Regions from separate parts of the Mus musculus genome. Here region 2 is linked to region 1. The links are chromatin loops, found by intact Hi-C in ENCODE. Cell type or tissue: heart. All regions are shown on one strand.

Evidence for each region. A loop is a pair of places that touch in the nucleus more often than their neighbours do. Peaks named below come from ENCODE experiments on the same cell type or tissue, not always from the same donor. Only the 100,000 strongest peaks of a DNase experiment are listed, where the experiment ranks them.
Region 2: a loop joins it to region 1, with 10 times the contacts of the local background. A loop is called at or near these places in 2 of 42 quality-filtered maps.

What each region holds. Positions count from the first base shown.
Region 1 is chr9:98,292,206-98,300,205 of GRCm38, reverse strand. Nmnat3 (nicotinamide nucleotide adenylyltransferase 3) reads right to left here and starts at 3,636. Exons shown (of 5, transcript NM_144533.3): 1 at 3,226-3,636. It overlaps Gm46126 (a long non-coding RNA gene), which reads left to right and starts at 552. Exons shown (of 2, transcript XR_001779264.2): 1 at 552-2,120; 2 at 2,827-3,009. It also overlaps the pseudogene Gm28530. In heart, no CTCF peak of the experiment used is centred here; DNase peaks (open chromatin) are centred at 2,665 and 3,385; H3K4me3 peaks cover 1,977 bases; H3K27ac peaks cover 3,290 bases; H3K27me3 peaks cover 562 bases.
Region 2 is chr9:98,559,393-98,567,392 of GRCm38, reverse strand. It overlaps Copb2 (coatomer protein complex, subunit beta 2 (beta prime)), which reads right to left and starts at 3,662. Exons shown (of 22, transcript NM_015827.2): 1 at 3,570-3,662. The coding sequence starts at 3,572. It overlaps 4930579K19Rik (RIKEN cDNA 4930579K19 gene), which reads left to right and starts at 3,782. Exons shown (of 1, transcript NR_029444.1): 1 at 3,782-4,933. In heart, a CTCF peak has its summit at 3,851; a DNase peak (open chromatin) is centred at 3,792; H3K4me3 peaks cover 2,214 bases; H3K27ac peaks cover 1,457 bases; H3K27me3 peaks cover 190 bases.

The DNA.
Region 1 (8,000 bases):
AGCTACTGCTGACTGAGGATTTTCCCACACCCCAGCTGCATACTTACCTTGCTTACTATGAGCTGGGTATGATTGCCATTTTGCGCATGCTAAGACTTCAGTCATAGGCTATGTTATATGATTGGAAAGCCATAGGGTTATCTATCGTTCCATCAGGCTGCCTTCTGTATGAAAGGGTTTAGTCCTCTGCCAATGCTTAAGCTTGCTAGCTATTTTCCCCTGCTTTCTTATTCCTACTTAAAACACACACACACACACACACACACACACACACACGCACACGCACACGCACACACGCACACACGCACACGCACACGCACACGCACACGCACGAGCATACTTCAAAATGTTTTGGGGTTTATTTTCACTTGCTCATGTATTCATCAGTCTGTATATTTTGAGCATGGCTGCCCAGTGCAGGGGTTTCAATGCCCCACAGCTCCCAGGCTACCTGGTGAAAGAGGCCAGTCTCAGGCAATCATCATAAAGCACACTAGTGTATTCATAAAGATAAGAGAGGTCAGAGGGCAACAGTAGCTCCCTGATGAGGTCTCAGTCATGAGTTAAAGACAAGCCCAGGAGGCAACTTTAGGCCTTTTGACTAGTTTCTCCACTTTTTTCTTCTTCTGTGTTTTTTCTGGCCCCTGTCTTCTCAGACTCTTGGGCCTTTTGACGGTGCGACTGTGCAGAGGCCCACTATCACGCAGAACACGCCTCTCACTTGGAGGCTGCTGCTTGTGGGAGGAAACCCTGGCCATAGATAACTCACCCCCCACTAATCACCCTGCCCAGCTCCTCACCACCCCACCCGCCCTCTCCACTCCATCAGTGTCTGCTGAGATAGGGAATGGGCAATACCAGTACCATGGTAACTCCCTACATGATGGCTACGTCTCCAAGTGTTCCGGGTCCTGAGAGCCCAATGGCCTCTAGAGCAGGCACTGTTATTCTTGGTTTAGTAGAGTTGGAAAAGGAAAGGGGAGGAAATTACTGTTTCTCCAGAGCAGAACCAGATGCCAGGAACCTACTAAGTCCACACAACCTTCAGGACTCTGAGGATAAGTGACCTCTTCCAAGCAGTTACTGAGCTGGGAAGACACAGGTCTATGGCCACCACACTGAAGCCTCTCTTCCCATCTTGGCTAGCATACTGCCACGGTCTGTGAGGGGGAACAAAGGGGCTGCATCGTGGCTGCTCTTTTTCCTTTCCCTCCAACGTCCTATTAACAGTCCTCCTTTGACCACAATCCAACAATGTGGGTTCTTCCCCTAAGTGTGCTTCCTCATCTCTGGTTCTCCACCCTGTTCTCTTAGAGCAAATCCTAAATCTATATCAGTTGTGTGGACAAGACCACAGAAGACCTCAGGCCCATTCAAGGTGTAAAATTTACCAAGCCTCTTTTTTCATTAATTGTTGTTAACACATAAATATCATATATATATATATATATATATATATATATATATAATGTGTATATATTATACATGTGTATACCATACAATATATACATACATAATACACATATATGTATTAATAATAAAGAAAGAAAGAGGCATGAATTTGAGAGAGCAAGGAGGGATATACAGGAGGGTTTTGAAGGGAGAAAAGGGGGGATGATGTAATTATATTATAACCTTAAAAATATAAAGAAGATATTATAAATACACACACATGTAAATGCCAAGCAGCTGACAGGTGTTTCCTGAAGCCACTCTCTCAAATCTGTGCTGGTCTCAAGTTCTGAGGGGTCCTCAGCAAGGGGCCAGCAGAGACGGTGCCTCAGGGGAGAGAGCTGCCAGTGGAAGAGCTGCCTCTTGGGGCTGGCGGGATCAGGTGGTGCTTGCTGGGAAATGTGTACCTAGACCAGCAGTTCTCAACCTGTGGGTCGCAACCCCATTTGGGGGCTCACATAGATATCCTGCCTATCAAATATTTAAACTATAATTCATAACAGTAGCAGAATTACAGTTCAGAAGTGGCAATGAAATAATTTTTATGACGAGGTCACAACGTGAGGAACTGTATTAAAGGACTGCAGGAGCAGGAAGGCTGAGAACCACTGGCCTAAATGCTAAATGGAAACAAGGCAGCTTCCCTCACAAGGCTCAGAGTCCGCATGGTAAGTGGCCAACCTTGCACAGGCTCCAGGAGAGCAGGTCTTGTATCTGGCTTCTCCTAACCCTTAGTGTCAAGGGAAAGGCATGAGCCAAGTGTTTCCAAAAAATGGTTAAACCAGTCCTCAACTTAGAGAACAGGCTGTATTGTGAGAGTTTACTCATCTGTCAGAGGGGAATGTACTAAGGCGGGGGGGGGGGGGGGGGAAGCTTACTCTGAGACAGACACCTCAAGTTCAGTCTTGAGGAGCAGAGATACCTTCACCCCTGCTGTGCCCGCTGCTGTCTGAACAGCTCTGGCAGCTGCTTCCCACAAACCCATTTCCTGGTAGTACAAGCAGTCCCATCTTAGAACAGTGGCTTAAGAAACTGCCGAGGCAAATGCCCTGATCAAAAGCAACTCGGGTAGGAAGCCTTTATTTGCCTTGCTCTCCCAACGTCACAGTCCCATTAATGATAGAAATCCAGGCAGGGGCTGAAGCTGAGGCCATGGAGGACCACTGCTTCCTGGCTTGTTCTCCAAGGCTTGCTCAGCCTATTACAACTAAGGACCACCACTGGGGTGGGGGACGTGGGAAAGGGTGTGGTGGAATCCCCCACTGTGGGCTGAGCCCTCCTACATACATCAGTAATCAAGAAAATGCCCCCACACCCTTTTGGTCAGGTTAGTCTAATGGTGGCATTTAAAAACTCCAAGTTCTCTCTTTCCAGATGACTCACTTGTTGACGTCGACTAACTAGGACAGGAACTCGCAGGCACCAGCTCTCTGCAGGACGATCCCAAGGGAACCTCCTTCCCAAGCCTTACTTTATGTCTGGAATTCCGTCATTCACGGGGTAGCTTTAGCTCCAGCAGGTTTTGCTGACGGGAAACGTAATAAAACTTCTCCAGCACCCTGCGCTTTTATTTACTTATCTTAAAAATTATCTCCACAGCTCCTACTAATTTGAACTGTCATACTTTAATGTGTGTGGTTTGCCTTTGCTGGAGGTCTCCTCGCTAGTCTGTGCTCTGCGGGGCAGCACGCTACACGTGACAATCGCTGGAACCCCACTTAGGCCAATAGAAAGAGAACACTGAACAATACGCTGTAATTGTCACACACTTACTTTTAACTGACTGTAAACGTGCTGCAGGGGGGATCCGAACCCGTGTCAGCTCGAGCCAATCGGTCAGAAAAGTGACCGTGGGGCTAGCGTGGTTCTGCGCTCCACAGCCATCTGACTCTGTCGTGCGCGCGCGCGCCCGAGTCGCCGCCCCCGAGAGTCACGTGGGCCTGGTAGGTACGCGGGGACTCAAGGCTTCGTGGACACCCACGCGGGCGAAGCAGGCAGCCAAGGTCGCTGGCTGTGCTTACCTGCGCGTCGCGGGGCTCCGCTCAGAGTCAACAGGGACCGCGGATCTGCTGCTCGACCAGGATGGGTCACCCCGCAGATCGCCCTAAGACTAACTAGTCTTGACCCAGGCTGGGGGCGGAGCCGCGAGTGAACTTGACCTTGCGCTCCCAGCTTCCTGCTGTGGGCGGAACTCCCGGGAGACAGAGCGGAGCTTTGCCCCGCCCCCTCAGCGACCTAAGACCACGCCCCGTGCCCCGCCCCCGCTCTTCAGGTCCTCAGTAGATTGTCATCTGTGGCCTTTCTGCTCTGTGTTTTCATTTTTTACTTTTTTTTTTAGTTTTGTATTCTGTTTGTTTCTTTCATCTAACTTTCACTCTGGTTTTTAAAAGCCTGAATTAAAACCATATCAAGCAATGTATGAACAGTTCTTAAAGTATAAAATAGCTACTTACAATGAAAGAAACAAGCCCCTCCTGTTCTGCTCTACCTAGAGCCCTTTTTCATCAGTCCCTTCCTTGGATGGTCACTTTTTGTCGCAAAAAAAAAAAAAAAAAAAAAAAAAAAGAAAGAAAGAAAGAAAAAGAGCTTACATAGCGATTTCTTGATTTATCTATTGACTTTCTGCCATGTTAGATGAGGATTTACTCTTCCTGGGCCCCTGCTTCCCTCTTCTGACACATTTACACCTCTATTCTCCAGCTCTGCCTTGGTGAGGATAAAGGTTGTGGGGGGATGGGGTTCTGAAGCTGGCACAGTTTGGGGGAGGGGAAAATGGGGGCTATTTTAGAAAGAAAATACAATTAGGACTTTCTGGCAAGTATATTCATTCATACTAAGAAATTGCAACCGAATCCTTGGAGATTCAGGACCTACTCCCGGAGGTCTTTGTGTAATTTAGAACCTTAATTTGCCTCGCTAATGCAGAGTAGTTTCTCAGCCTCCCATAACCCTCTATAACTGCCCAGCCCTCACAAGAAGCTTCACCGTGGCCTGTCAATCCTAATGGAGTGAGTTGCAGGGTGGGGGGAAAAATCAAGGGTGATGTCAAGGCTTGTGAATGCTAAACATTTAAGCTCCCCCCTCCTCCTAGCCACAGTGATAAATCAACTCCTGGGTGGAGAGCTAGCTCTGGACCCAGTTTCTATCCCCAGTCTCCCATGATATTCCCAGGCTCTTAGGAAGGGCCACACCTTTGCCATTAATCAGTATGTGGGCACACAGGTAGCCCCACTAAGAAACCAGGGAAAAGATACCTCCCCACTCAGGCAGTAGACCCTGTGCCCTTTGCGTTTCTTCTGGGAAACTTAGGGTACAATGCACCTCCATAAAGTGACCCCAAGCAAGCAGCTTTACCTACTCAGGTTTCAGTTTCCTTCCCTGTAATCAGTAGAAACAACCCTCTACCTCGATGGCTTTGGAGGAGGTTCAAGCAGCACGATAGTAGCTAAGTGTACAGTGTCCTTTGGATAGTTTCTTACTGATGCCAGCAGCGTAGGTGGTGTGTCACAAAATTTGGAGGCATCTGTGAGCATATGTAGTGTACACACTCCTACAGGTTGGTTTACTTTCATAAATTAACCAAAGGCCAAGTCTTTCTGAGTCAGGACCCGGGGCTGTGGAGGCAGAGACTAGACACAGCCAGCCAGAGAGAGCCTGAACAATGACTTCTCCTTCAGAGGAAGATTTCCACCCTGCATCATGGAAGACTGAGGCCTGGCTGAAGAGAAGACTGGGTGAGAAGCACTGTGTGCTTTGGGAAGGCAGCACAAACCTTATATAACAGCCAGGCTTTAGCTAACATAGCGGGGAGAGGCAGGCCTGAGAAACCCAGGCTGGACCGAAGCCTAGCTGCTTTTATTCTGAAGGGGAATAACAGGATCCCCGTCACAGCTGGCTACTCCATCATAAGTAGAATGGGAGCCTCTGGGTACATTTAATTTCTCTATGACCCTGTTCACTAAAGGAAGACATCTAGAGATACCATCACAGAAAGGATTTGATGGAGAATATGTGCTTGAGTCTCTCCTAAGTAGACTATGGTACGTGCAGTTGAGTGGAAGTTTATAAGGTATAAGATTGCAGGTAAGTAGAATAGTTTAGAGGGCAGGGCAAGTGCACAGTGAGGAGGCATTGTTAAGCCAGCACTCCCCTGTAACACGTGATGAGAATCAGCATAATCTTGAAGGAATAGTCTACAAAGCAGTATGCCAAGCATGAACATGGCTTGGGATTATCCCGCCCAAGGGAAATCTGCAGGAGGCGAGTCCCCAGGGAATAAAAATGAGCTGACAAATTAGCCTGTGTTTTTTGAACAGTTCTGAAATGATTTCTAGGCATGAAATTACCATTACCAACATGAGATCAGCATTTGGATAACCGTTCTCTCTCTGCTCCTGTCTTCTGTCAGTTAACACGTTCTGAGGATGTCTCCCTCACTAGGAGCACTTTGGACAGCCATCAATGCATAGCTAGCTGAGAATGGTCATCTTAGGCTGTGTTCTGAGGACCTTCTGAAGAACTGGTCCTCAGAAGAACTGCACATGGGACGATTGACTGGCCATCCTCCGCATTTAGTGAGGCAATTCTTTCTTACCTTGACTTCTAAGTTCTCCTTCGGAAAGAGCAAGCTTTGGTCGAATAAAAAAATAGGATGTGTGAAAAGAGACTGGTGGACTTTTAAAATGACCAAAGATGGCGGGCCTTTCAACCACTGCAAGTGCTTCAGAAGGCGGGTGCTCTCTTACAACCAAAGAGCAGACAGCATTGGTGGCAAGTCTTTCTTTTATGGCTACTGAAGCCAGCCTCCACTAGAAAGCCTCTATGTTGAGCAAGAATGATGGGCCTTTTAAACTTGGAATCAATCTACACCATACAGAAGCCTGGCTGGCTTACATCACAATTAGGCTAAAATCCTAAGTCTCTCCCATGGCCTGCATAGGCATAAAAATGCCCCCAAGGCTCTCATAAATTACACCATGCAGTGACCCTTCCTAATCTTTACTCTCCTTGGTTTTGCTGCTCTTTCTTGGGACACTGTTGTAGTTTTAATGCAAAATGTCTTCCAAGTGCTAGTGTTTTGGGCACTTGATCCTGACTTTGTGCACATTTGGTATTGGAACACAGTGCTTAGCTGGTTGACATAGGCCACTCCACAAGGAGCAGGCATTGACTGTCATAGCACCCAGCTTCTGATCCTCCCTGTTTTCTTGATCTGGCAAGCAATAACAAGTCATAGCACAAGCCCCCAGCACACTCTGCTTCAGCCACCATGCCTTCCCCAGTGTACGCACAGTGGCCTCTTCCCTCTGAACCGCAAGCCAAAGTAGATCCTTTCTCCCTTAAATTGTTTGGGTCAGGCGGGTAGTCACAGAAGGAGAGGAGAACGTGATACAGGTGCACCGGCTGTGTGCATCAGAGCCTGCACGGTACTTCTCGCCCACCCAGGGATATGCTCCACCTACTCTCAAGGCCACCTGCCCAACTCCTTAGCTTTTCAGTCAGCCAGGCTGCCCCCAAGGAATCACTCCCATACACCACCGCTTTCATAGTATTTTCAACCGGCCTTTGAGGTACATTTCTACATTTTAACCTGTCTCTCTCAATGTATACTAACACAGTCAGGAGAGGCCGACTCTTCCTGATATAGTCCCACACCTAGGCAAGTGCCTGGGACAAAGCAAATATTCAAAAATCATGTGTTAAACAAATGTACAAATAAAGGATTGAATTGGGTGAATGACAGGAATATTGTGGATAAACACAAACCTAAAAGTCATTCTAAAATTCAGACTTCCAACTGGCGGAGACCGAGCTCTTCCCACACTAGAAGAAATTGTTGGAGCACAGGAAGGGGGAGACGAAGAGGCTGAGCTGCATCCCATAATCTGATTCATAATTACAGCTGGAGTTTTTGAGTGAGATTTCTTTTTTCCTATTTTATATTTGACCTCAGTTTCTGTGCTAAATATTTAAGTAAAGGTTAGCTTGAAAAGCTGCATACTCATTTAAAAGTCGTAAAAAGAAGAAACAGGTTCCCCTGGTCACCTGAATAATTCAACGTGGTATTCCACGGCTTCTGTTGGTGTTGGCGAGCCTATGCTGGTAACTGGTTACCTGAACATAGAGGCCTTGATCAAATATTGAAGATATCACTTCTTTTCCTTTTTTTTTTATTTTTTTGCATGTTTCCTATTTCTGCCCCTCACTTTGTTTTAACTCCTGCACTCACACAATCCACACCAAAGCTAATAGAAGTGTTTCATGGATTATTAAATGCAGCTAAGCAATGAGCTGTTTCTAGAACAGAAGGCCAGACGGAGGCCACTTTGCTGTTCTAACAACTAATTTTTCCTTGAAGGTGCAGACTCTTGAGTTTACAGTGTGTCTCCCCTGCAATCTGAGCTTTTTGTAAGGCAGATGTGAGCCAATGGAGGAGGAGACCCTCCCTTGGACAGCACGTGCTTCCTCAGACAGGTCTCCTGGGTCTAATTCACAGACTTACATCAAACACAGCTGAAAGTGGAGGAGTGCAAATTAAGGCAGGAAAA
Region 2 (8,000 bases), 270 kb before region 1:
TAACAGAATACATTGATCATTTGGGACAGGATGGTTCACTGAGTTACACAGATCCACACAAATAACAAATTTTATTACCCTTAGTCAAAAGTCACATTTATTAATACCACTTCCTACTTTAACTGACAAGTCTTTGAATATCAGAAATACATGAAATTCAGTTTCAAAAATTCAAATTTACATTTGAAGGCTAGAATTCTATCATCAGTAACAAACATGGTCAGGGACCAGCTAATGTCTTTCAGTTATCAAGCTATGTCTGCTAAATACATTTGAATAAGTAGTTCTGAGCCATCATTTCAAGTAAAGCTTGCATGAAACTTTATCTATATTAAAGTGCCTTTTCCATCAGCCACATGTTACTTTACAAGTATTTTACACATCCTCATTTGTAATACTAATACAGAATCTTTAGAAGATGCCTCCTGAGGTGTTGAGATTGACAGCATTAATAACATTTTACTGTTTCACCCATGGCACTCTCACTGAAAACCTTGCTTCTTACAAATAAGTGTCTGACAATCAGAACATGTTATCAGGTCGGATGTGGTGGTGAACTCCTGTAATCTCAGCACTGTGGCCTCTAAAAAAGAGGACTGTGAGTTCAAAGTCAGCGTGAGCTCCAAGGCAAGTGTGTCTCAACAAGAAGGTGTCACCAGCACATTCTGCCATTAGTGCACCAACATGGTCACCTTTCACCAGTGCAAATATAAACCTAGCGGGAAGGGCAACACATCTTACTGTTGGTAAAACTTCTCATCTGTTGACTTCCTCAAACAGTAAGAGACCTCCAAGGAACTTCAGAAGACACTTCTGAAACCCCCAGTTTATAGATAGGTAAATAAATTTAGAACATCAGCTAAATCACAATTTCATGTCCATGCATTAGTGTTGTAGCAGACAATGTTGTGAAGGTATATCATTTATGAAGCTGTAGTAATCCTAGACCATAACATTAAATGAGCTCTTTAAAAATAATCAGATGGGGAGGGCATTTAAACTGTAGGCAAGTAATGTCTGATCAAAAAGGGTTTACTCCTGTTCATAAAGGCCTTTTGAATTTACAGATACATACTGAAAAACAGAACAATTTTAAACAAATTTAAGCCATAAAATAGTAACAGTTTAAAACTGTCCTTCTCCAGTCAGACCACAGCTATGAACAGTTCTGAACCACAGAACAGAAAATGATTTGAGCAAGCGACTGTGTTCCGTCTCTCCCAGGGAAGCCATTCCAGAAGAAAAGTTAGTTCATTCCACAGTGAAGTCCTGGAACACTCTCTCTTCTTCCACTCTTTCTTGTAGGCTCGTTTAAAATGCACTTCCCCTTCCATAAGCCTAGCGCACAACCTGGACCTTACTGCCAGGATGAGTTACTGTGCTGGTGCCTCTGTGCTGTTCCCTAACAGTCATGAATTCAACAGAAAGCGAAGGTTTGCTTCTCAGCACAAAACTGAGGACCCGGCAGAGGGAATGCCCTGAAACAGACACCTAACAAGGCTCTCAGTCTCCTCTCTCTGTGTGTCTGTTTGACACATGTACTTCTAACTGTTCTTCATTGTTTGCTCTTCACTTCCAAAACCAGCTTTAGGCCCGTGCTCTAACTAGTCAGTTCTCGTGAGAACACCTCCACTGTCATGCAGCCCTGCCCATCTCTAACATACTCAAGCCACCATCTTTAAATCACAAGCTAATCTCAGGGGAGCAAACCTTTTCGATGATTTCTAAATGTTTGCCCCACTAATTACTGTCACAAAATTTAACTTCTCCCTCTCATCTTTGAGTCAACAACAAGCAGGAAGTATGTTATGCCAGGAGCCATAGTGGGATCTTCAACATAACATAAGCCCCCACATCCAAGTAAGTATGTGTAAGTGTGTGGTGTGTGTATGTGTGTGTAAAATAGGATTGTTAGGATAATCCTAACAAGGTTTTCAAATTGATTTTTCAAAATGGCTAGGGATCTCTGAACTACCTAGTATATAGCTGCACATACCCCAAAGTAAAGACACCCATTTTAAAATGTGCATTACTGCAGGCAAGCGCTCCTGGAGTCATACTTACCATCCCAGTCATGAGTGTTTTAAAGATATCATACCAGGTCTTAGACGATTAAACTACTCACACTGCATCCTCAACTCCAGACTTAGTTTAAATGCCACTGCCACCATTATGCCCTTTCTGATTAGCCTAGCCAGAGGATTCTTCCCCATCCACGTACACAGCTCTTCTTGCTTGTGGAGTGGTTTATTTCTGAAGGGCAGGCTCAGTGCTTATCCAGCTCCTTCTCTCCACACCATATGTATTTGGGAATACGGGAGGAACAGGTAGTATAGATGAGGTCCACAGTCTTGCTAGAAGCCTCAGCTGCAGCGCTCATGTCAGACACATGGTAGTAAGTTTAATTAACACCCAAGGTTTGACTTGTATAACAGGGATAATAATAATATCTCTCTTAGCATTCTGAGAATTAAAATCAGAGTTCAGTTAGAGCAGAGCACGGCTTATAGTAACCACCATAAACATTACTCATAATTATCCACAGGCTGCGGTGACAATCAGCTGGTAAATGTTTAGCAAAATGCAGGACAGTGAAATGCTCCTATGGTGAGTGAGCAAATAAATAAAGTCATGTTTTGTACTTTTTACTCGAGACTTAAAATACAGCCATCTTTTAGTATCTCTGCACATGGTTCCAGTATCCTCCACCAAATCAAAACGCTCACGTTCAGTTATTTAAGTGCTTATAATTTACCCATCACTCCTGGTCATCTCTAGATTAGTTAGAACACCGATACAGGGGTCAAAGTTGTAAAGAGTCGTTGTATACTATGACAGCACATGTTCACACAACAGTTTTCCTCAAATGTCTTCCACCGAAAGCTGGTTCAATGTGTGGGTATGGAACTCACAAACATTGAAGAAGGAAAGTCAATTTTTAATTGACTATTAAAAATATGTCTCAAAACTAAGTTAGGCAGATCTCAGGGCCTTCCCCAAAAAGGTCATCCTCTGTGTGCACAGAAGGCCCAATCAACATCAACTAGAAAACGACGAGCTGGGCTGCCATAGCATTTGAAATTTCACCTCTGGCTCCATATACATTTAACTTTGTTTAGTTCTGGTTTTCCTCTGCTTAAGTTTGCAATGTGGTGCCTGCACACTACCAAACACCTCACGCAACCTGGAAGGTGGGTTAGCAAGCACCACCCTCAATGACAGAATAAAGTGACTTGGTCAAAGTTGCCTTTGGCATCCGAGTCCTGACTCTAGCATTTACTTGCACTACCGGACCCGGTGCAGACTGCAAGGGCACTGACAGGCGCCCTGACCGCCCTGAGAGTCGGGGGCGCCGCTCCTTCGCGGGTACCCAGTTACACTACTGTGTCACCACGGCAGCCTCCCGGTCTGGCCTTCTTCCTCCCAGGACGCCAACGGGACAGGAGGACCCCGTCAGGCCGCAGCAGTAGCAGCGCAGACCGCTTCTAGCTACTGCTCCTAGCCAAGAAGCCCCGGGAACCCGCCGCAGCCGGTGGGCTCCACTCTCTGTCCCCTGAGGCCCGACTTACCATGGCTCCGACTGTCCGAGCGAGCCCCTGCCCGTCACAGGCTCAAGGCGACACACTCAGGAACCCACCGACCCGTGGACCGGCCAACCCACTGACGTGGAACTTCCGGGAAGCGACTCTCGCGGTACTCGGAGCCAGGCTCTGCGCCTGCGCACACCCTCCGTAAGGCGGTCCGTGCATGGTCCCGCCCCAGTTTCCTAGGTAACGCGGACTTCCGCGTCTCCCGCTGCTGAGCTGGCTGATGGAGTGTATTGCTGTGGCCAGAGTTGGGCGGTGACTAGCGGCGGTCTGGGCTGCTCACCTTCGGTCAGTTTCAGAAAGGCAAGAAGATGGAGCGCAGTGCTGGATTCCTGCTGAACGTCGGCAGCAGTGGAGGGGCCCGGAAGCGCTATCCGAACAGCGTGAGCCTCTGGCAGAGAAAAGAAAGCTCTAAAACTGTGTACTCCAGCGGGCTCCGGAACGGGGCCCAGAGCGGTGTCTGGGTCTTGGGTGAAACCGACCGAGGCGGAAAAGATGTGGGCGCGGCTCCCGCCTTTGAGGCTCCGAGGAGCCCTGAGATCTTGGTTCTGGAGGCTCCCGGAGGCAGTCGGGTGATTACCCTTCAAAGAGCATCCACCGGGTCGTTTGTTTGGCTATGTACCTTCAGTTGGTGGTACTGCCACATCACGTAGGAGTCGTCTCCGTTTTATTGATTGGAAATGTAAGACTCAAAGAACTCAGGTTTACTGGCCAAGATGGCATAGTAAGTAGTGTTGTTAAGATCTGGGCTCAGGGGAGAATACGCCCTGGAAGCCCAGTGCTCTATCTGCTATGCCAAAATAGCTCTTTAATAAATTAGTTGAATTTCAAAAAAATGATTGCCAGGAAAAGTGCAAATACATTGTGTATCGATTTCACACACCTTTTAAAAAGATAATGCTATGAAACAAATGGAAGTTGCCCTTAGCTCCTTATAAACCTCTAGTTGGAGAAAAGCCTAGGTTTCCAGAAAGGAATTGTATAGCCTGAGAGAAGTAAGGGTGAGTTTTCATTAGGTAGTGCCTGGCTCTTGGGAGATTTATAGGCCTCAGTTTTTCATATACAAAAAGTCAGATAGTTTTCAAAGATCCATTTTTACTATTCTGTCAGTAAAAACAAATTTTCTCTCAGTAATGAGATTTTTACATAATTGACATGAATAATCACATAATCGCATACTGTAGCGCAACCAATTGCAAGAATTAGTTGAAACTTTTTAAAATGTGAACTATATCTAGTGTGGAGAATAGCTGGGCTTCTATTATTTTTGATTCCTTAATTCTCTTTGCATTTTTAATTTGACACAGTATCAATAAATATAAAATAAAATAACATCTCCATTCCACAGAACCTGTTGATAATACTTAAATCTATATAACACCTGTAGTTTACCTGCTGGAGAGTTAAGCCCCCACCTGCCGTGCTCATTTTGTGTCTCCATCTTTTGCTGCTGCAGGTCAGCAACATCAAGTTCTGCAATAGTGACTATGATCAGCTCTTAGCCAGGCCATAGCGTACCCATGTAACCACAAACCTTGAAGATCTGCGAGTTCAATACCAGTTTCTGCAAGACTCTCTCTCTCTCTTTTAATCTTTTAAAACTTATGTACTGAATTTCGGCTATATGAAAAGTTATGCTAGGTACTATCTTAAGAGAATACCTCTAAAACTCTGGACTTGGGTTTTAATTGTAAGAAATTTCAAGAAAATAATCAAATACATAAACACACACACACATAACTCTTAAGTGTTCAATTGTGGGCTTAAAACAAAATCTCTTGTTTACTCTGGCTTAGAGGCATGTGGAAGGTTGGGAAAATAGCTCTGGGGAAGAAAAGAACTATGGTCAAGCTTAGCAAATTGGTAGAGGGTTTCCCAAGGGGTTGATTGCTATTGATAACAAGCTTAAAGTCTTAGCTGGTCAATCTCTAGGACGGCTGCTTCATCCCAAGTGGGCATCCCTTCCAGCATCGATTTAGCAGTACCGTGTGTACACCCCAGCCCCACCCCCATCTGTTCTAGTTTGACTTCAGTGGCTGTGATAAAACACTGAGCAAAACCAGCCTGGGAGGAAAGGCTTTCTTTTACCCTAGAAGATGCAGTCGGTAACTGAGGAAAGCTAAGGCAGGAGCTGCAGACAGGACCAGGCTTGAACCTGGGAGGGAAGAGTAGGAGCAGAGTCCACAGAGAAGTGCTGCTTTCTGGCTTGTTCTCCATGGTTTGCTGGGTTCCCAGGGTGGCACAGCCAACAGTGGGCTGGGCCCACACATGTCAATCATTAAGAAAAGACACCCAGACTTGCCTCCAGGCCAGTCTGATAGAGGGATTGTCTCCACTGAGATTCCCAGATGACTTGAACTTGTGACAAGTTAACAAAAAGTTAACTAGTCCACATCATATTTCCACTTCCTTCTAAGAGGCTGCGACAATGAAAATTCTTCAAGGAAACGATGTTTTGTTTGTTTTTGTTGTTGTTGAATACATATATATCAGCTTAGCAGAGAAATAGCATGAAGAAGCAGCTAGCTGCTCCCCTGGAAGGGCTACAGTCTATAAGGAGGAAAGATCAGTTAGGCAGGAAACATTGCATACTGGGCAGAATATGACTAACCTTAGGGAAAAGCAAGAACAGAAGAAAATGCCCAGCTTAGTTAGAGGATAACAAGCCTCAGTACACAGACTTCGAGTCAGATCTCAAGTCGTAGAGGGTAAGGTATGTTTTACAGATCAGAATGTTTCACATTTGCGTGGAAAAGAGTATTCATTTGGAAGCAGTGAGGGAGAAGGAAGAAGGGACTGGGATTGGAACCTGAACATTTATAAATAGGGAGGATTGGGGCATTGATACGGTAAACTATTGGAGACCACTGTGCCAGACAACTAACTCGTTCACGTATGTGCCTTTGCTGAGGTATATGACACAATTGAAGAAATGAATTGGGAGAAATAGATTATAAAAATATGGGGCAGGTGTGAAAGTAACAGTACTAAAGGTTATTGAGTGTGCACAAGAACTCACCATTGGGATTCATATGGTAAATCTAAAAGACTTGTGTTATTTTGTCTTTAACTGAGACCCAAATGGGATGTACATGGTATGCTCTATGTCACATTTCTCAAGATGAAAGACAAACTTGATATTTGTGGTTCAGTCATACTGAAATCGTATCTAGTTTCCCCAATGCCTTTGTACTTTCTCATCCATCTTCCACTCTGTCCAAGAAGCTAGAATAAACTAGATACACAAAGATGGAGTTTGTAGAGCTGACAGAGAAGGAATCATTTTAACGCTATTTTGAATCAAATTAACTCTAAATTTCTAACTAGGGGAATATATGGAATCCCTGAGTGACAGTGGGTCAAGTGAAAAGCCAATTGGAGAAAGACTAGGACAGGGGACAGGGAGAGAGAGAGAGGGAGTCAGGGTGGGGTGTGGGGGTTGCACACTGAGGGATGTCAGAAGACTGGATATACAGAAGGAAGAGAACTCAGGAAGGAGGGAGGCTGCAGTCTTGATGGCTTCAGAGAATCTAAGGAAAATTAGTATTTGCAAAATCTGTTGTGATGCTGAGGGCTTTTAAAATCATATGCTTATCTTAAGGGGTTTTAATTTAAAAACACAAAACATAGTGTTTGGTTGAGCAGTGCTAAGAGAAGCAAGGTTGTAAAGGCTTTAAGTGACAGCATGGCAGTAAAGGGAGTGGTGGGTACTGTTTGCTCAGAGATTGGTGATAAAAAGACAAATGTCAGCTTGAAGAGTAACACAGAATATGGGTTGACTCTTTATACATGGAGGGCGTAGTTTATATAAATTGTAATACTCTGAATGGAGTGCCCTTTGTAGTCTTGAGTGGAAGGTGGCTGCAAAAACATTGATTCTCTCACAGAACTAAGACTAGATTAGCATGCATGGGCCAGGGGTAAGGAGAAGGACTGTGAAATGGTGCTAGAAAGATGGATGAGGCTCAGCTTCTGCTGATGTGTGATTGTCAGTTTAAGGAGTTTGGACTTTATCCTGCAGGCTCTGGGGAGTTGTGGAAGGATGTTAAGTCATCTTCGAGCTTCTTCATCAATTCATTACTGCACACCAGTTGCTTTTCCTATTGAAGGAAATATTAAACATCGTTACCCGAATTTCTGCTTAAAGTGACTAGAAGTGAAAGTTTTGACCACATGGTCACATTACTATCCATCATCAGACCAAAGTGAATTGGAGAACCACTGAGCTGTCTCCCAAGAATAGAGATATGGTTGCTTAGCACTTACAGAATCTTGGCTGCAAAAGGTTTTGGGTTTTGTTGAGACATGGATCTGTAGCCCAGGTTGCTTTATGAATGTGGTATGCAGCTGAAGATAGCTTTGAACTACTGATCTTGCTCCAGCTTCCTGGGTACTGATATTGCCGGCAAGCCT